2 separate regions of the Homo sapiens genome follow, and region 2 is linked to region 1. A link is an interaction called in ENCODE POLR2A ChIA-PET data of the cell type or tissue named here. Cell type or tissue: CD4-positive, alpha-beta T cell. All regions are shown on one strand. Links, peaks and the distances in the headings refer to the core of each region. The heading gives the core; the rest is flanking DNA.

The links. ChIA-PET counts read pairs that join two places held together with the same protein. Peaks named below come from ENCODE experiments on the same cell type or tissue, not always from the same donor. Only the 100,000 strongest peaks of a DNase experiment are listed, where the experiment ranks them.
Region 2: POLR2A ChIA-PET joins it to region 1 with 5 read pairs; 2 of 35 experiments call an interaction of 5 or more read pairs at or near these places.

The regions. Positions count from the first base shown.
Region 1 is chr9:93,061,075-93,071,170 of GRCh38, forward strand. All of the region lies in intron 1 of SUSD3 (sushi domain containing 3), which reads left to right. Among named protein-coding and RNA genes, the nearest start is that of SUSD3, 7.4 kb to the left of the region's middle. RefSeq lists enhancers at 1,192-1,759, 3,306-3,515, 3,546-3,615. In CD4-positive, alpha-beta T cell, for the core only: no CTCF peak of the experiment used is centred there; DNase peaks (open chromatin) are centred at 3,030 and 3,507; H3K4me3 peaks cover 1,796 bases; H3K27ac peaks cover 2,500 bases.
Region 2 is chr9:92,882,863-92,892,958 of GRCh38, forward strand. It overlaps the pseudogene SPATA31B2P. Among named protein-coding and RNA genes, the nearest start is that of ZNF484, 9.9 kb to the left of the region's middle. RefSeq lists enhancers at 1-272, 273-789, 8,259-8,759. In CD4-positive, alpha-beta T cell, for the core only: no CTCF peak of the experiment used is centred there; DNase peaks (open chromatin) are centred at 4,539 and 5,329.

The sequences.
Region 1 (10,096 bases), core at 2,507-5,006:
GACTGGCCCCTGGCCCTGCTCCCAGGTCAGCCCCAGCACTCCCTGATCTGGGAGATTGTCCAGGAAAGCAGGGTTCCAGTGGCTGTAGGTAACCCCCCTGGCATCCGTGGAAGGGCCTTGGAGGAAGGGCCTGGAGAGGGGGTAGCAGGAGGCATGCTCTGCTGGTGCCTTCTTGGCTTCACCCCTGAACTCCTGCCCCAGAACTGGACTGTGTCCATTTTACAGAGGAGAAACTGAGACCCCGTGAATGCATGTGTAAATCAAAGCAAGGCAGACACACCCTGTGATGCCTGGCTATGGCCTCCTGCCACCCATTGGCATCGAAAGAGCTGCTGGTAGAAGGCATAGGTTCCCGGACCCTCGGTTTTCCACCAGGGATGTGGGAGTACATGTTCCTCATTTGGAATTAGCCCAGCTCTTTTATGGAGGATTGTGTGCTTTCCACATCCTGAGGCCACCCTGCTGCTCAGCCTGGAGATGGAAGGCAGAAGTGGCTCTGAAGCCTGTGCTCACCCTCCATGTGGAGATGGGCTCAGAGAGGGCAAGTGACTTACCTGAAGACACACAGCCAGGGCTGTGGGACACCCACATGTAGTGTTGGGGCCAGGCCTGTCCCCACTGCCAGGGTCTTGGGGGTCCTGTTCTCAAAGCACCTCTGTGTGCAAAAGTCACCCCCTTTAAACTCTGAGAAATTCCTCCTGAAGGTTCCTGTTTCACATTTGGGGGAACTGAGACCCAGATTGAGGTCACACAGGGACTCACTGGCAGGTGGGGATCGAGTCTAGGTGAGACTGGGTTCAGCAGCCTGCCTCTGTCACTCTCTCCCACAGCCTCAGCCAGCATAAAAGGGAACATAGTTACTTAATCCCACAGCAGGCGAGGTCAGGTTATAGGGGCTGTGTGGCGAATCCCAGGAGGGAGGATGGAGGGGCCGACCTGAGGTCCAAGGTTCCAGATAAAAGATTAACAAGTACGGATTGTTCTCAGACGCCCGGCTGGCCTCACAGGCTGGGAGGATGAGAATCCACCCGGTCAGGCTTGGCCCCCTCCGTACATAAGGCCAGGGAGGGAGGAAGCGCAGCTGCAGCAGGTGGCCAGGCAGAGGCGCAGGCGCGGCATGTGGGCTGAGGGCCGCTCAGGCATCACACAGGTGTGGCCCTGAGGTACCCATTGGTCCTCTCCACCTGCCCCTGAGCCGTGGGAGGGCCAGGCAGGGCCTCGTGTGTTTTTATTTTGTATCTTGTTTGCATCAAATCCGTTTTCTGTTGTTTTTCCCTCTTCTTTAAGATTTACATGCAAAGGGATCTAAAGGGTGCCAGGTAAGAAATGCCCCAGCACTAGGCTGGCAGACCAAGGGCAGCCACAACCATGGGCTGGGGAACAGCAGGTGGGTAGGATGGGGCTGGAGGGCAGGACGGATCCAGAGAGGCAAGGCCTCTGCCTCCAGCTTTAGGGAACAGACATCCTCAAAGACAGCTGGGGTGTGGGGTCCTCTGCAGGGGTGAGGCACAGGAGGGCCATCTGCAGGCAGCTGGGAGTTCATGAGTATTTGAAGCAGGGGAGGGGACAGGGGACAGATGGGATCTGCCTCTCATGCATCAGGCATGGGGAGGGGCTCAGGAGGTCAGTGAGGGGTGGCCCTGGGTCCCCTGGGAGTCCGGGAGTCTCTGTGTGAGCAGGACTTGGCTGTGCGGTGGTTAGAGACAAGGGTGATCCACCAGCTCCATCCTCATGCCTTGGTGATTTCTTGGAATGTCCCTGGGAGTTGGGTGCAGGTAGAGACTTTGTAGACCATAGCTCCTGGCACTGTGCTGCCTGCCTGCCCCATCCTGGCTGTGAGTTCGCTGTGAATCCTACGGAATCCTGGCTGTGAGTTCGCTGTGAATCCTATGGAAAGGGCTACCCCAAGGGGACAGGAGTCCAGCCTCCTACTCTTGGCACTGCCATCATGCAGCCAGGGGCCTTGGGCAGGTTTGTGGGCCTCAGTTTCCTCATCTGGAAAATGGAGCCAGCCCAGAGAAAGTGTTTCCTGGCCTCCCAGGCTCAGGAAAGGAGTACAGGAGACCCCACTGGGGCCTGGAGGGTTGAAGGTCCCCTGTATGCTGCAGACCTTGGGGATCAAGGGCTAAGGGCTGAAGTTTCCCTGTGTTCCATGGACCTTGGGGATTGAGGCCCAGGGCCCCAGTAGGGCTCATGTCCTGGGCTGCTCAAGCCCTGACCTAGGGAGTGATCCTGTGCACCAGATCCTGCTCCAAGATCTCCATAGGGCAGTCCTGCTCTTCCCAGACCCCAGGCGGGCAAGTCACCAGTTTTGCAGACGGGGAAGTTGAGGCTGAGCCAGGTGAGAAATTCAGGTCCAAGACCTGCTGCTGGGATGGGTCTTGTCAGGATCAGACCCCAGGAACCTACTGGTTAGCCCTCCAGGAAGCCTGCCCACCCAACTGGGGGCTAAGAGGGGGCATTGCCGGTCAGTGGCTTCTCTTTCTGTGGCCCCTGCAGCAAGAGAGGCCACAGGAACATGACTTTGCCTCCCTGTGCCCCCTTGGCTGAGGGCTTAAAGGAGGTTGGACCTCTTGGCCACCCTGAGGAGGCAGGTCAGGGCTGTGAGCCTTGAGCAAGGACTCACCCTACCCTCCCTCCTACCAGTTACTTCCCCCAGACCCTCTGCTTGACTTATAAAGGAAAGCCATTCCAGCAGTGCACTTACATTAGGACCTGGGCATGAGACCCTTCTTCTGGTCAGCTGGCTACAAATGCAGGGTCTGAGGCCAGGACTGCGTTTAAGGCCCCCCAGCCCCACCAGGCACCATCCTTCTCTGCTCATGGACAGTTGGGCTGGCATCAGTTTTACTGGGCTTGTATTCCAAATCGTTCTATACTTTTATTTGAGTTTTTAATTTGACGGCGCATCCCGGACTTCTTGTAGGTCAGTGTTACCTCGCTGGCTGGTCCCCTTTCTTTGGTTGTGGGTGGTGACTTCACCTTTTTTTTTGAGACAGAGTCTCACTTTGTCAACCAGGCTAGAGTACAGTGCCGTGATCTTGGCTCACTGCGGCTTCTGCCTCCTGGTTCAAGCAATTCTCCTGCCTCAGCCTCCTAAGTAGCTGGGACTACAGGTGCACACCGCCACGCCTAGCTACTTTTTGTATTTTTAATAGAGACAGGGTTTCACCATGTTGGCCAGGATGGTCTTGATCTCCTGACCTTGTGATCTGCCCACCTTGGCCTCCCAAAGTGCTGGGAGTACAGGCGTGAGCCACCGCACCCAGCCGACTTCACCCTTTATCCCCCACGTCTGTGAGGCTCAATGATGCAGGCAGGACAGGCTCTGGGGATGCTGGGAAGGGGATGCTGGGAACAGCTTGCCTGCTGTTGATGCCTGTCACTGTGACATGTAATCCACCACCTGCAGTTGCTGTCTGAGGACAAGAGCCCTCACTATAGCAGAACCTGGCGGCTGAGAACACAGGATGTGGCTTTTGGCAGATGAAGTGTGAACCAAGACAAGACCTTGGTCGACCTCAGACATAGCTAGGTGAGAGCCGACTGGTCAACCTCAGACATGGCTAGTCATGAGCTCCCCACAGGGCTCAGCACAACACACGGGCGGGCAGGGGGAGGAGCTGCTCCTTCTAAAACACACTTAGAGGAAGTCAGCTGTGGAGGTGGCCTTGCTGGGATGATCATCATTTCATCCAGTCCTCGCCCCACCCTGCCTGTTGTGGTATTTGTAGGTGGAGACACAGGCCCAGGGTGGAGAAGTGACTGGGGTCTTCTGGAAAGGCCGGGCCTACCCTCAAACCCAGGTCCTCTGGCTCCAGAGCTGGTCCTGGCTGCCTTGAGTGCATGGGAGGCCCTGGCGGTCACATCCGTCTTGTTTGAGAGAAAGCTATGTCCCCGCGGTGACACACAGTCTCAGTAGAATAAGTCCTAGGGATCAGCCCAGTGCCCAGACCGCTCAGCAGTGGTTAAATGTCTGGGTCCTGGATGGGGAGTGGTATGGCCACCCCTTCCCTGGGACCCTGGTGGGTGGGAAGGGGATGTGCCCAGGGGATCAGTTACATGTCAGCAGTGGGGATGCTCAAGGTCTTCCGCCAGCATTTTTCTTTTGAACGTGCAGCAGAGTTGAAAGAATTTTATGCCTGGACACGCACCAGCTTGATTCCACCCTTCGCATTTCGCTGTGCCTGCTTTCTCACATCTGTCTCCATCCCTTGGTCCACCCCTCCAGGCATCTCATTATTCTAATGAAGTTCTAGTTTTATTTTTAAAGAATGAATTCACGTTCATCCATTCATCCTCTCACTGGGCAGACACTCAACCAGGCGCTGTTGTGGGTGCTGGACACACTCACCCTCGCCAACCTCTCCTCCCATCCGCCAACGGCTACTCCCAAACCTCTGGCTGGTGGGGCCTCCTCTCTGCAAGGGCCGCAGTGGGCTGGGAAGCCACAGAGGAATGCAGAAGTCGCAGCTCTAAATTAAGGACTGGGAAGTGTTGGCTGCCTGGCGGCCCTGGGGAGGGGGCCACGTGGCCAGCCCGTGGCTGCCCTGCTGTGTCTGCCAGGGCTCCAGAATCCCATAGCCACCTCCTTGGCCAGAAGGACAGTGCATATACAGATCCCAAGATCCTGAAAAAGCAAAGTGGTCCCTGGCCCTTGGGGAGTGCTGATCACGACTCTTGCCTGTGAGGTGAGGCTGCCAGTCCTCCATTCCTTTGTTCTTGCATTCATTCATTCACTCATTCCTGCACTGATGTCTCCAGATATGGAGCTTGGTAGTTGACGGAGAGCCCAACCCTGGAGACAGAATTCAAGTCCTAGCTGTGCCACTGGGAGCTAGGTGACCCAAGGCCAGCGAGAGTCAGCCCAGGGTTATAGGAAATAGCCCAGGCCAGGGGTTAGAGCTGTACCTGGCACACAGGTATGCTCAGCGTCAGCTGTCATCCGCCCAGCATCCCTGGGAGGTTCTGCCTCCTGCTGATCTCAGTCCTGCCCACCATGCCCTCCATCCCCCTGAAGGGCAGGGCAGCTCCTCAGGCCCTCCCCACTCTGTGTACCGCCCCTAGAAATTGTGCACCCCTCCTCTGCAGCCTCCTCAATCTGAAGGGCTGATCTTTTTAACCCTGACAGAGATAAGAAGCAAAAAAAGTATCTTCAGTTGCTTTTTCTTTTTTTGGAGATGGAGTCTCCCTCTGTCGCCCATGTTGGAGTGCAGTGGCATGATCTCAGTTCACTGCAACCTCCACCTCCCAGGTTCAAGGGATTCTTCTGTCTCAGCCTCTTGAGTAGCTGGAACTACAGGCGCACGCCACCACGCCCAGCTAATTTTTGTATTTTTAGTAGAGACAGGTTTTCACCATATTGGTCAGGCGGGTCTCAAACTGCTGACCTCATGATCCGCCTGCCTCAGCCTCCCAAAGTGCTGGGATTACAGGTATGAGCCACCGTGCTCGGCCAAGTATCTTCAGTTTTAAATGTGTATTTCTTTAATTGACATATTTTCCCCCTGATTTTTTAAACAGCTTTACTGGGCCATAATTCACATACCATACAATTTACCTTTTTAAATCATAGAACTCAGTAGCTTTTGTACATTCACAGATATGTGCTACCATCACTCCAGTCAATTTTATTTTATTTTATTTTATTTTTTGAGACGGAGTCACTCTGTTGCCCTGGCTGGAGTGCAGTGGCACAATCTTGGCTCACTGCAACCTCCGCCTCCCGGGTTCAAGCGATTCCCCTGCCTCAGCCTCCTGAGTAGCTGGATTACAGGCGTGCACCACCACACCCAGCTAATTTTTGTATTCTTAGTAGAGATGGGGTTTCACCGTGTTGGCCAGGCTGGTCTGGAACTCCTGACCTCAGGTGATCTGACCGCCTTGGCCTCCCAAAGTGCTGGGATTACAGGTGTGAGCCACCATACCCAGCCACTCCAGTCAATTTTATAATGTTTTTAATCACTGCATAAGAAGATCCCATACCCCTTAGCAGCCATCTCCCAGTTTTCCCTTTCCCCCAGCTTCTGACAGCCACTAATCTGCTTTCTGTCTCTGGATTTGCCTGTTCTGGACATTTCATATGAGTGTCATCATATGACATGTGACCTTTTGTGTCTGACTTCTTTCACTTAACACAGTGTTTTCAAGGTTTATCCATGTTGTAACATGGATCAGCACTTCATGCCTTTTGATGATTTAATAGTACTCTGTGGTGTGGATAAACCACATTTTGTTTATTCACTTATTGGTTGACAGACATTTAGGTGTTTCAGCTCTCTGGCCATTACAAATAATGCTGCTGTGAACATTCGTGTACCCATTTTTGTGTAGACAGGTATTTTCATTTCTCTTGGCTGATTACCTAGCAGTGGAATTACTGGATCATGTGGTAATTCTGTGCTTAACTGTGTGAAAAACCACCGGACAGTTTTCCAAAGCTGTTGCACCATTCTGTTCCCAAACTAGTAGCTTCTGAGGTGCCAGTTTCTCCACATTTTTCCTAACACTTCGTATTGTCTGTCTTTTTTTTTTTTTTTTCTTGAAACGAAGTCTTGCTCTGTCCCAGGCTGGAGTGCGGTAGCCTGATCTCGGCTGACTGCAACCTCCGCCTCCCAGGTTCAAGTGATACTCCTGCCTCAGCCTCTCAAGTAGCTGGGATTACAGGGGCCCACCACTACGCCTGGCTAATTTTTGTAGTTTTAGTCGAGACAGAGTTTCACCCTGTTGGCCAGGGTGGTCTCAAACTCCTAACCTCAAGTGATCCAGCCACCTCGGCCTCCCAAAGTCCTGGGATTACAGGCGTGAGCCACTGCGCCCAGCCAGCTATTGGTATTGCCTATCTTTTTGACAGACTTCCTTGTGGTTTTGATTTGTATTTCCCTGAAGGTTAATAATTTTGAGAATCTTCTTGTGCTTATTGGCTGCTAACTTATCTTTTTCAGAGAAATGTCTGTTCAGATCCTTTGGCCATTTTTCAATTTTGTTGTCTTCTAATTGAATTGTAATAATTCTTTATATGTTCTAGACACATGCCTCTTATCAGATACATGATTTGCAAGTATTTTCTCCCTATTGGTAAGTTGTCTTTTCACTTTATTGAATGTCCTTTAAAGCACAAACATTTTTCATTTTGATGAAGTCCTGTTTTTATTTTTCTTTTGGTGTTTGTCTTTGGTGTTAGATCTAAGAAACCATTGCCTAAGTTTACAAAGATTTTCCCTATGTTTTCTTCTAAGAGTTTCATAGTTTTAGCTCTTACTTTTAGGTCTTTGATTCATGTTAATTTTAGCATATGGTATGAGCTAGGGGTCCAGCTTCAGTTGTCCCAGCATCAGTTTGTTGAAAAACTATTCCTTTCCCATTGAATTGTCTTGGTACCCTTGTTGAAAATCATTTGACTATAAATGTAAGGGTTTACCTCTGCACTCTCAGTTCTATTCTGTTGGCCTTTATGTCTGTCCTCATGATAGTACCACACTGTTTTGATTACTCTAGCTTTGTAATACATTTTGAAATTGGCAAGTGTGAACTCTCCAACTTTGTTCTTTTTCAAGAGTGTTTTGGCTATTCTAGGTCTTTTGCATTTCCATATGAGCTTTAAGATCAGCTTGTTGATTTCTGGAAAGAAAGCAGCTGGATTCTGATAGAGATTTTGTTGAATCTGTATATCAGTTTGGAGAATACAGTAGATTCAATGAATACAGTAGATACAGTGAATATAGTAGATACAATGTATCCAAGGGGGATACATTCCAGGACCCCTCAGTGCATGCCTGAAACTTCAGATACTATATATGTTGTTTTTTCCCTAAACACATGTACCTATGATAAGTTTAATTTATAAATTGAACAGAGTGAAAGATTAATGATAACCAGTAATAAGTTATACCAATTATAACAATATATTATAATAAGAGTAATGTGAATGTGGTCTCTCTCTCTCTAAATATCTTAATAGACGGTACTCACCCTTCTTGCGATGATGTGAGATGATAAAATGCCTACATGATGAGATGAAGTGAGATGAAAAACATAGGCCTTGTGATGGAATGGGAAATTCCAGAGATAATTTGTAAGTTTTACACTGTGAGCCACTCTGAGTGTTGTGATGAAATCTCACCCATCCCGCTCCACCCCGCCTGGGATTGCTGTCAGTCACTTAGTAGCCCTCTGGGTTATCAGACCCCCTGATACTGCAGTGCTTGTGTTCAGGCAACTCTCATTTCACTTAATAATGGCCCAAAACACAACTGTTGTGAGGTACTATTTTCTGATTGTGGAACCACCGGTAACTGAAACCATGGAAAGTGAAAACAAGGATAAGGACGGACTACCATAATATGTTGCCATCGTAACAATATTAAGTCTTCTGATCCATGAGCATAGGATGTTTTCCCATTTATTTAGGTCTTTAATTTCTTTCAACAACGTTTTGTAGTTTTCAGAGTATGTGTTTTGCACTTCTGTTATTAAATTTATAACTAATTTATTCTTTTTGATGCTGTTGTATAAAATGTTTTTCTTAATTTTCAATTTGCTCACTGCTACTGTACAGAAATACATTGACTTCTGTATGTTGACCTGGTATTCTACAACCTTGCTGAACTAATTTCTATTTATAATAGCTTTTAGTGGATTTCTGAGGCTTTTCTACATATATACGAAATCATGTCATCTAATGGAGATTGTTTTACTTCTTCCTTTTTTTTTTCTTTTTTTTTGAGATGGAGTCTCACTTTGTTGCCCAGGCTGGAGTGCAGTGGTACGATTTTGGCTCACTGCAACCTCTGCTTCCTGGGATCAGGCGATTCTCCTGCCTCAGCCTCCCAAGTAGCTGGGATTACAGACATGTGCCACCCACACCCGGTTAATTTTTGATTTTAGTACAGATAGGGTTTCACCATGTTGGCCAGGCTGGTCTTGAACTCCTGACCTCAAGTGATCCACCTGCCTCGGCCTCCCAAAGTGCTGGGATTACAGGCATGAGCCACCATGCCTGGCCGAGCCATTTGTTTTTCTTTTCTAACTTACACATTTTGCTGTGATTTTTGTCATTGGCTTATTAATATATAAGTGCTGTTTATGTAGAGAAGATACAAATCTCCTATTACATATATGTTACAAATATAAGAATCTTAGACACCGCATCTAGTGGTGGCTCCCTCCCTGCTATCAGTGGGCATTTGGGCAGGTGAATCCACCTCTCTGAGCCTTATCTGTAATAATACAGATAAAGAATGTGGGGTGCTCTTGAACAGAATATTCTATCCATACATGCATTGTTATTGTTAGTGGCTGTGCAAATGCTGAGGATCCATAGACAGGGAGCAGTCAGAATGGCCCTGCCCAGGCCAGAGGCTGGCCTTCCCCAGATACTGAAGGGGCAGAAAGGATGGGGGCAGCCCGGGGATAAAGAGCCAGGTGCCTGCGGTTGACCCTGGCGGAACCACAAACTGGCTGTGTGACCTCAGTGTCCCTGAGCCATGGTTTCTGGGGCTGCAGAATGGGGGAGACAGTTCTTCCAAGGACATCATGGCTCCTGCCCTCATGTGTACCAGGCACAACCACCTTCCAGATGCCTTGGCATTACACCTCATTTCCTCAGCACCCCAGTCCAAGGTGGGCACAACAGCTGTGCTGACTTTGAGGCCGGGGCAGGCTCCCTTGCCTGGGCCCCCAAATGTGTGTGGTGGAGGTGGACTAGGAGCCCCACAGGCTGGAACCCGTGTGTTCGTTTCTGTACTGTCACCCAACAGCTGCTGAAGCGCTCAGCACAGAGTAGAGCCTGGGCATTATTCTTCCTTCTATTATTATTGTTGCTGATATTCCTACTTTTGTTATTGTCACCTTGGGGCCCCAAGTGGACCAGCCAGAATCCCAAGCGCTAAATAGGGCACTGGGCTGAGACGTGTTGCTGAAGCTTTGTATCAGATTTGAGCCAGTCCACTTAACAAATCCACAAGAAAACAGTGGCCTAACTCCAGCTGGAGTTTATTGCTGTCTCTTCTTAGGATCCGAGAGGTTGGTCTGTCCTTTCACATGTCTACCATCTTTGCTCCCTGTATTAGTCAGGGTTCTCTAGAGGGACTGGACT
Region 2 (10,096 bases), core at 3,169-5,668, 180 kb before region 1:
AATCCAGTGGAGGGACTTCTGCGATGGGAAGTCTCAGGAGAGACCGGAACATCATGCTTCCAGGGAGAGGCAGGGCAGCCAGGGGTTGGTAGGGGTAGATTGTGTACAGGGATTTCCATCCCAAGCCCTCAGTCCATCTGTTGGGGAGCGCAGGAGGCGTGAAGGCAAAATCAAACCCGTGGGCTCAGCGGCCAGGAATGGTCATGAGACGGGGGAGGTCTCTGGTCATGAGACAGGGGAGGTCTCTGTCCGAGGCCAGGCCCTAAGCCCTGGCTCATCAGCCCCTTCCTGGGGCAGGTGGCTTGGGGCCCAACCTCCTCTGTGTGGGGTGATATGGGGCCTGTGCTGGGCCCCCAAGGGCCTCCCACCGGGGCCTGGCATCTCCTCTTGTCTCCTGGGAAGCAGAATCCTACCTGACAGCTCAGTGGTGCCTGTGGGCCTGAGCCTGGGTGTTCCAGGAGCAGAGGAACAGGGACTGATGGCGTCCATGGTGGACCTCATATTGAAAATCCCTCTGTGTGTGTCTGTGTGTGTGTGTGTGTTATTTTTATTTATTTTATTTTATTTTATTTTTTGAGATGGAGTCTCACTCTGTTGCGCAGGCTGCAGTGAAATGGAGCGATATCTGCTCACTGCAACCTTTGCTTCCAGAGTTCAAGCTATTCTCCTGTCTTAGCGTCCTGAGTAGCTGGGGATTACAGGTGCCCGCCACCACACCTGGCTAGTTTTTGTATTTTTAGTAGAGACAGGGTTCCACCATGGCCAGGCTGGTCTCAAACTCCTGACCTCAGGTGATCCACCCACCTCGGCCTCACAAAGTGCTCGGATTATAGGCATGAGCCACCGTGCCTGGCCCCCTCTTCCTGTTTTTCTAAGAAGAAAAGCAGTTTATCATCCATTTAAACATGAATGGGAGGAAGCACACAGAGCTCCCTGAGCAAGACAGAGAGAGCCATGCGGTTCATGAGTGCAGAGTGCTGCGGCTGGGCTGGGGGTGGAGAGGGAGAGCCGGTCCTAGCTCCTCGCCATTTCTTGTCTCCCAGTGTCATCTTGTCTCCTCGCGTCATCTTGTCTCCCAGTGTCCAGTAGGGCAGAGGGGGATGCCCAGAGGCAGGATGAAAAACCACAGTCTTCAGAGGTAAGGCTCTGCCAGGGCACACTAGAGTTAATTTGATCTCGTCTGTCCCTGAGGGAACTGACTCTGAAGAAGTCAGTTGAAGAAGCCTGAGGTGGGGGCTCCTAGGAAGGAAATCAGAACCCCGGGTCCTTCTCAGATTCCATGCCGGAATGAAGCCATGGTGGGCCAGGGACTGAGCGTTACCCAGCAGGGGGCAGTGTGTGTGTTCTGGGGAGACCAATGCCTGCCTGGATGCGGAGGGGGTTGAGGGGGCCTCCCGCTCCCTGGGAACAGCTGTTCAACTCTGCTAAGGCTGATTCCTCTTTGAGACCACCCCAGTCCTTTCTCCACACAGGGCAGTTGTGAGGACTATGGGGGTGGGGGGCCTGTTTGTGGAAGCCCTTTGTGAATGACAAAGCCCTGTCCTCCATGCCTTGCTATTACCATCGGGGCCATGTGGCTTTGGACACAGATGGGTGGGTTCCAGGGTCTAATTCCCCATGGTCTTCCCTGAAGAAACATACACTCAGCCTCCTGTGAGATCCCAGGCCCCTCCCTCACTGCCCTAACCCGGTCTGATTTCCAGCTTGTAGAGAGTGCCTGAGAGGCCTGGAGGAGACTTGGGACCTGCTTTCACAACTGCAGAGGTGAGGCACTTCCCCTTCCCTGCATCCTTCCTACCAGGGCTGGGATGCGACCTCAGGGCCATAGGCAGCCTGGAGCTGACCTGGGATGGGGAGACCAGGGGGACAGAGGATGAGAGTAAAGGCCTGGGGCAAGGGGTAGCAGGAGAATTGGGCAGTCAGGGTGTGGGGTGGTGGAGGGGCTGTGGCCCGAGCGCCCACTCTGACCTCCGAATCCACCTGCTCCTGGCTGCAGCTTGTGCCTCCTGTCTCCTGCAGCCTCCTAGGGCCACACCTTGAAAAAGGTGACTTTGGTCAGCTCTCCGGTCCAGACTCCCCAGGTGAGGTGGGCAAAAGAGCACCTGATGGAGCCTCCCGGTCCTCTCATGAGCCTATAGAAGATGCTGCTCCCATTCTCTCCCTGTTAGCTTCCCCGGATCCTTGAACCAAGCATCCTCAGGATCTGGCCTCCACCCCACCACCAGGCCCAATGACCACCTCAGTCTCCTCCCTAAGTGCCTCCCAGCCACCAGAACCTTCCCTTCTCCTAGAACATCCCTCACCCGAGCCACCTGCACTTTTCCCTCACCCACCACGCACTCCTGATCCTCTGGCCTGCTCTCCGCCTCCTCCAAAAGGCTTCACTGCTCCTCCCCTGTGGGACTCCACTCTGATAACTCCATCTAACTGTGACTCAGTGGCACTTCCACTGGACACTGTCCCTCAAAGCTTGACTCCACGTGAGGATTTGGCAGCTTCTGTCCCAGCCATCTCAGGTCTTGGCGGCTCAAATAGTCAAGTTTCTGCCTTCTCCTGGTGGCAGGAGACTACCAGAACCTGGTGCGTCTTCAATTCGTCAGTCCAGCAAGATCATCTTTCCCGCCACCCACCAGAGACCTGTCAGATGGAAGCTGGTAGACCATTTTTGCTCAGCTCTGATGGCCAGGATGTCGTGGGGATACAAGTCACAGAAATCAACATTTGAGAGGAAAAAGAAAATGATGGACGATTTCCAAAACAGCCCACAAAAGCACTTGAATGCTTTGGGGAATTTGGTTAAATCACTGGATGCTGAGCAGGACACCACAAGCCCAAAACCCTTCTGGAACATGGGAGAGAACTCAAAATAGCTGCCCAGTCCTCAGAAGCTCTCAGATCCTAGGCTCTTGCAGGAAAGTTTTCAGAAGAATTATAGCCAGCTTTTCTGGGGCCTCCCCTCTCTGCACAGTGAATCTCTGGTGGCTAATGCCTGGGTCACTGACTGTATGTAAGGGTCTTACATCCTTACATCAATGAAATGTCCAATGTCTGCCCAATTCAAAGGGAGACTACAATGTCCCCACTGCTTTTCCAGGCCCAGCCCCTGTCCCATCTGGGGCCTGAGTCCCAACCCTTTATTTCATCCACACCCCAATTCCGGCCCACACCTATGGCTCAGGCCCATCTTCAATCCTCTTTCCCAGTCCTATCTCCTGCTTTTCCATCCCCGATGAAGAACACTGGAGTAGCTTGCCCTGCGTCGCAGAATAAAGTGCAAGCTCTCTCCCTACCTGAAACTCAGCACCCTGAATGGCCTTTGTTGAGGAAACAACTATAAGGTGGGTTGGCTTTACCCCCTAGGGTCCAAAAATCTCAGGACATCTTTAGTGTCTCCACTCCTAACCTTCCCCAGGAAAGGGGACACCCATTCTGCCTGAGAACTTTCCAGTCAGTCCTGAACTCCAGAGCAACATATTGAAAAGTGGTTCATTCAACACCAGGGCAAGATTCAAGAGTCTCTGGATCTGATGCAGCTTTGGGATGAATTGCCAGGGAAAAGTCAGGCGAAGGGCAAACCCAGGTCCTGGCAGTCCTCCATGTCCACAGGTGAAAGCAGCAAGGAGGCACAGAAGGTGAAGTTCCAGCTAGAGAGGGACCTGTGCCCACATCTGGGGCAAATTCTGGGTGAGGCCCCGCAAAATCTATCCAGGGGCATAGAAAGCTTCCCAGGGAAGACTCTGGGGGTGACCTCTGAAGAGTCAGAAAGGAACTTGAGGAAGCCCTTGAGGAGTGACTCGGTAGGGATTTATTAAGACTCACGGACAGGAATCATATAGAAAACATCCTGAAAGCCCACATGGGTAAGAGGTTGGGCCAGACCAACGAGGGCTTGATCCCCGTGAGTATGCATCGATCCTGGCTTGCTGTCAACCAGGCTCTTCCCGTGTCCAACACCCACATGAAAACCAGCAATCTAGCACCCCCCAAAAGTGGGAAAGCCTGTGTGAACACAGCCCAGGTGCTTTCCTTCCTTGAGCCATGTACTCAACAGGTGCTGGGAGCCCACATTTTGAGGTTTTGGGCCAAACACAGGTGGGGTCCACCCCTCAGGGTCCTCAAGCCCATTCAGTGCTTTAAACTGGTTTCATCCTTGTGCAATACACAGCTTGCCGGTCCCTCCTCAGCCACCTGTGAATCTGGGGCTGGCTCAAAAGTTGAGGTGGCCACGTTCCTTAGAAAGCCACCAATGGCAAGTCTGAGAAAGCAGGTGCTGACCAAAGCATCTGTTCACATGCCAGAGAGGCTTCAGGCCTCCTCACCTGCATGTAAGCAGTTCCAGAGGGCCCCACGAAGGATCCCATCTTGGAATGATCATGGGTCCTTGAAGGCTCCTACAGCTGGACAGGAGGGCAGGTGGCCATCTAAGCCCCTCACATACAGCCTCACAGGCAGCACCCAGCAGAGCAGGAGCTTAGGAGCCCAATCTTCAAGGGCGGGAGAGACCAGGGAGGCAGTGCCACAACCCAGAGTCCCCTTGGCAACCTGTATGTTGGCAAACATCCAAACCACAAGTGAGGATGTGCGTGGTTTCGAGGCTCCAGGGGCCAGCAAAAGCTCTCTCCTCCCTAGAATGTCTGTCTCCCAAGATCCAAGAAAGCTGTGTCTTAGGGAGGAGGTTGTTAGTGAATTTGAGCCTGGAATGGCCACGAAGTCAGAGACCCAGCCTCAAGTTTCTGCCGCTGTTGTGTTCCTTCCAGATGGGCAAGCATCTGTTGTGCCCCATGCTTCAGAGAATTTGGCTTCTCAAGTGCCCCAGAGCCATCTCCAGAGCACGCCTACTGGGAACATGCGGGCTTCCCAGGAGCTACGTGACCTCATGGCAGCCAGAAGGAGCAACCCGGGGCAGGGGCACAAGGAGCCCAGGAACCCAAACTGTCAAGGTTCATGCCAGAGCCAAAGGCCAATGTTTCCCCCTACTCACAAGAGGGAGAACCCTAGGAAGCCCAACTTAGAAAAACATGAAGAAATGTTTCAAGGACTGAGGACTCCTCAACTTACCCCGGGCAGGAAGACGGAAGACAGAACACACCCATCAGAATGAAGGCATCCAGCTACTGCCATCAAAGAAACAGCCTCCTTCAATAAGCCACTTTGGAGAAAACATCAAGCAATTTTTTCAGAGGTTTTTATCAGAGAAAAAAAGCAAGCCAGCACCAGTCACTGCTGAGAGCCAAAAGCCAGTAAAAAACTGATCATGCATGTACAGCAGCAGTGCTGAAGCTCAGCGGCTCATGACAGCAGTTGGACAGATACTGGAGGAGAAAATACCACTTTGCCATGTGCGCCATGCCTCGAAGGTAAATCAGCACCAACAGCAGTTTCAAGCCCCAGTCTGTGGATTTCCCTGCAACCACAGGCACCCCTTCTACTCAGAACACAGCAGAATGCTGAGCTATGCAGCCAGCAGTCAGCAAGCCACCCTCAAGAGCCAGAGTTGTCCCATCAGAGACAGAGAAATTGATCAACAGACCTTGAAAAGTGTCCGGTGCAACAATGAGGGCCTTCACTGTCCCTCTTTCTGTCAGCATTTTAATCACAACTGTTTAACAAGTCTCTACAATGGTCCAAACTTTCCCTCATCTTCCTGTCTTCTTCCAAGTCCTCCAAACTCTCCACCCTCTGGCTGTTAGCCACTTCTGAACCTGCTTTTATATTTTCAGCTATCTTTGTCACAGCCTGGCAATGTAGAAGGAAAAAAGGCCATTTTCAGAGCAAACTTCAAGAAGACTTCAGATATTTGCATTAAAAAGAAGACCAGTGTTAACAGAGAACACGGTGGGGAAAAGTCATTGAAGGCATTTCATAGCTTCACTTCGCAGTACTAATTTTCTGTATGATCATAACAAAAGGGATTTAGTTGGCTAGGCTAACTAACTCAGGAAGCCTCCCCATCATACCAGAAGGACAAGCAGCAATAAAATGTTTCATATGGCAGGAGTAGGAGCAAGACAGAGAGGAAAGAGATATCATACCCTGTTATACAACCAGATCTCATGAGAACTCAGTATCACAAGGTCAGCATCAAGAAGAAGGTGCTTAACCATTGGTGAATGATCCACCACCCCACTCACCTCCACCCCCAACTGTTTCCAGGCAGAAAACTGATGCAGAGGCAGAGCCACTTGGAATACCTCTACTAGGGCAGTGCAGAAGGAACATATGGGCTTGAAGGCCCCATGCAGCAGGCCATCATCCTAGAGACATAGACCCACCAACAACCCACACCCTCAGTATGGAAAAGGTACAGGCACTTAACACCAGCCCAGCCCATGAAAGCATCCATGAGGGCTAAAGCCGGCAAAGCCACAGGTGCACTGTTCTAGTAGAGGTTTCCCATGAGCCTCTGCCTCTGCAGCAGGTTACTCCCCCTTCCTACTACCCACCAGCCTCCCACCACACTACGGCCAGGCTACTCCTCCCCACCCTCCCCACCCCTTTCTCCTTACACCCCCACCCTCCTCCCATTCATGATTAAATCACCTCCCACCAGGCTTCACCACCCAAATTTGGGATTACAATTTCACATGAGTTTTTCTAGCAAAACACAGCCAAACCATATTATTCCGACCTTGACCCTTCTGAATCTCAGGTTCTTCTCACAGGGTAAAATACAATCATGCCTTTTCAAAAGTTTCCAAAAGCCTTAACTCATTCCAGCACTAACTCAACTATAAAAAGTTCAAAGTCTCATCCGAGACAAGGCTACAGTATCTTCTGCCTATGAGTCCCTGAAGTTAAAACGGAGTTCTTTTCTTTCAAGGTACAACGATGGTACAGACATTGGGTAAGCTTTCTTAATCCAAAGGGAAGAAATTTCCCAGAAAAATAACACAAATGGGACCACAGGCCCAATGCACATCCAAAACCCAGCAGACCAGTATTCAATCTCACAGCTACGAAATTATGACGAGAACTATCAGAAGGACAGCATTAAGGAGATGGTATTTAACCATTTGTGAAGGATCTGCCCCCACCCCTGTCTTTCACCCCCAATGCCACCATAATTCCCCCCAATTCTCCCTGACACCCCCACCTTCCAACCTCCACTCTCCACCATGATTAAATCACCTTCCACCAGCCCCCACCTTTAACATTTCCCGTTATAGTTCCACATTAGTGGGACACAGAGCCAAGTCATATTATTCTGTCCCTGCCCACTCAAATCTCATGTCTTTCTCACATTGCAAAATACAATGGTGCCTTCCCTACAGTCCCCCAAATCTTAACTCATTCCAGCAAATGTCCAAAGCCCAAAGTTTTATCTGAGACAAGGATACAGTCCCTTCTGCCCATAAGCCTCTGAATTATAAAGCAAGTTAACTACTTCCAAGGTACAATGATTGTACAGGCAATGGGTAAGCATTCCCAGCCAATAGAAGAAAAATTGCCTGAAAGAAAAACAAACACTGATGGGACTCACAGGATACATGAACGTCCAAAATGCAGCAGGCCAGTCATTCAATCCTACAGCTCCAAAATCATCCTTTTGGAATCCTTGTCCCACATCCATGGCACAGGGGTGTGAGGGCTGGGTTCCCAAGGCTTTGGGCAGATATGCACCTGTGGGTTTGCAGTGATCAGTCCCCACTGCTGCCCTCATGGACAGCGCTGGTGTTGAGTGCCTGTAGCTTTTCCACAGAGAGGGGGTAAGCTGTTGGTGGGTCTATGAATCTGGGGTTTGGAGGATGGTGCCTCCCTGTGTGAGGGCTTCAATCCAATATGTCCATTCTTTGCTGCCTTAGTAAAACTTTCCATGAGGCTCTACCTCTTGGAAAGGCTTCCGCCTGGACACCCAGGCTTTTCTGTACATCCTCTGGAGTCTAGACGCAGGCTCCCAAGCCTCTAGTCTCTTGCTCTGTGCACTTGCTGGCTTAACACTATGTGGAAGCCATCAAAGCTTGGAGCCACTTCTGAAGCAGTGACCCAAGCTGTACCTGTGCATCTTTCAGCCATGGCTGGAGCTGGAGCTGCACGGATGCAGGCAGCAGTGTCCTGAGGATGCACACAGCAGGGAGGCCATGGAGCTGGCCCAGGAAACCATTTTTCTCTTCTAGGCCGCAGGGCCTGTGACAGCAAGAGTTGCTGCAAAGGTCTCTGAAATGCCTTCAAGGCCTTTTCCCCATTGACTTGGCTATTTGCACTGGGCTCTTTTTTATGCAAATACTCTAAATGTTCCCTAATTTTCCTCCTGAAAATCAGCTTTTCTTTTTGACCATTTGGCTAGGCTGCAAATTTTTTAAATTTTTGAGCTCTGCTTCTCATTTAAATAGAAGTTGCAACTTGAGGTCATTTCTTAGGTCGCACATAAGAACACAGGCTGTTCAACGCGGACAGGACACCTCTGGAGCTATGCTGCCTACATGTTCATTCCATCAGATACATCCTAAATTATCACCCCCAAGTTCATAGTTTCACAGATCTCCAGGGCAGGGTCACCATGCAGCCACGTTCTTTGTTAAGGCCAATCAAATGTAACTGTGGCTCCTGTTCACAGGAAATTCCTCATTTTCATCTGAGACCTTTTAAGTCTGGCCTTCACTGTCCATCTTTCTGTCAGCCTTCTGATCACAAGTATTTAACAATTCTTTTCAGTGGTCCAAACTTTTCCTCATCTTGCTGTTTTCTAAGCGTTCTCAACTCTCCCAACCTCTGTCTTTTACCCACTTCTGAACCTGCTTCTACATTCTCAAGATATCTTTGTCACAGCCTGGTAATGTGGTAAAAGAAGAAAAGTCCATTTTCAGGGGGAAAATTCATGAAGGCTTCAGATATTTGCATGAAAAGAAGCTGAGTGTTGATTGCTAAGACGATGGGGAAAAGGCCTTGAAGGCATTTCATAGCTCCACTTCACAGCACTAATTTTGTGTATAATCATAAAGAAAAGAGGTGTAATTGGCTCACAGTTCTGCAGGCTGTAAAGGAAGCATACTGGCTTCTGCTTCTAGGAGGACTCAGGAAGCCTCCCAATCATACCAGAAGTCCAACGGGCAAGGAGATGCTTCATATGGCAGGAGTAGAAGCAAGACTGAGAAAGGAAAGAGGTCCCACACCCTGTTATACAACCAGATCTCATCAGAACTCTGTATCACAAGGTCAGCATCAAAAAGATGGTGCTTAACCACTGGTGAAGGATCCGCCCCCCCACACCCACCTCCACCTCCCACCGTTTCCAGGCAGAAGCCTGCTGCAGAGGCAGAGCCAGATTCATAGACCCACCAACAGCTTGCACCCTCAGTGTGGAAAAGCTACAGGCACTCAACACTAGCCCAGTCCATGAGAGCAGCCGTGGGGCTAAAACTTGCAAAGCCACAGGTGCACTGCCCTAGTAGAGGTTGTCCATGGGGCTGTGCCTCTGCAGCAGGCGACTCCCCACTCCCAGTGCTTTATCATTCGTGAAGGATCTTCCCGCACCATTTTATGACTAAATTTTTTTCTACCTAGGCCCCACCTCTAATGTTAGGGAGTATAGTTCCACATGAGTTTTGATAGGGACATAGAGACAAACCCTATTATTCTATCCCTGACCCCACAAACATCATGTCCTTCTCACATTGCAAAATACAATCATGCCTTGCCAGCAGGAGTCTTAACTCGTTTCAGCATTAACTAAAAGTTACAAAGTCCAAAGTCTCATCTGAGTCAAGGCTACAGTCTCTTTTTCCTATGAGCCTCTGAAATAAAAAGCAAGTTCACTGCTTCTAAGGTACAATGATGGTACAGGCATTGTGTAAGCTTTCCATATCCAAAAGGAAGACATTTCCCAGAAAGCTTCTTATTTCTATCTGAGACCTCCTCAGCCTGGCCTTCAATGTCCATGTTTCTGTCAGGACTTTTGTCACAACCATTTAACCAATCTAAGATGGTCCAAACATTTTCTCATCTATCTGTCTTCTTTTGAGCCCTACAAACTCTTCCAACCTCTGTCCATTACCTAGTTCCAAAGCTGCTTCCACATTTTCAGGTATCTTTATAGCAATGCTCCAGTCCTCATTTGCCATTTTCTGTATGATTCATTTTGAAAAAGAGGTTTAATTGG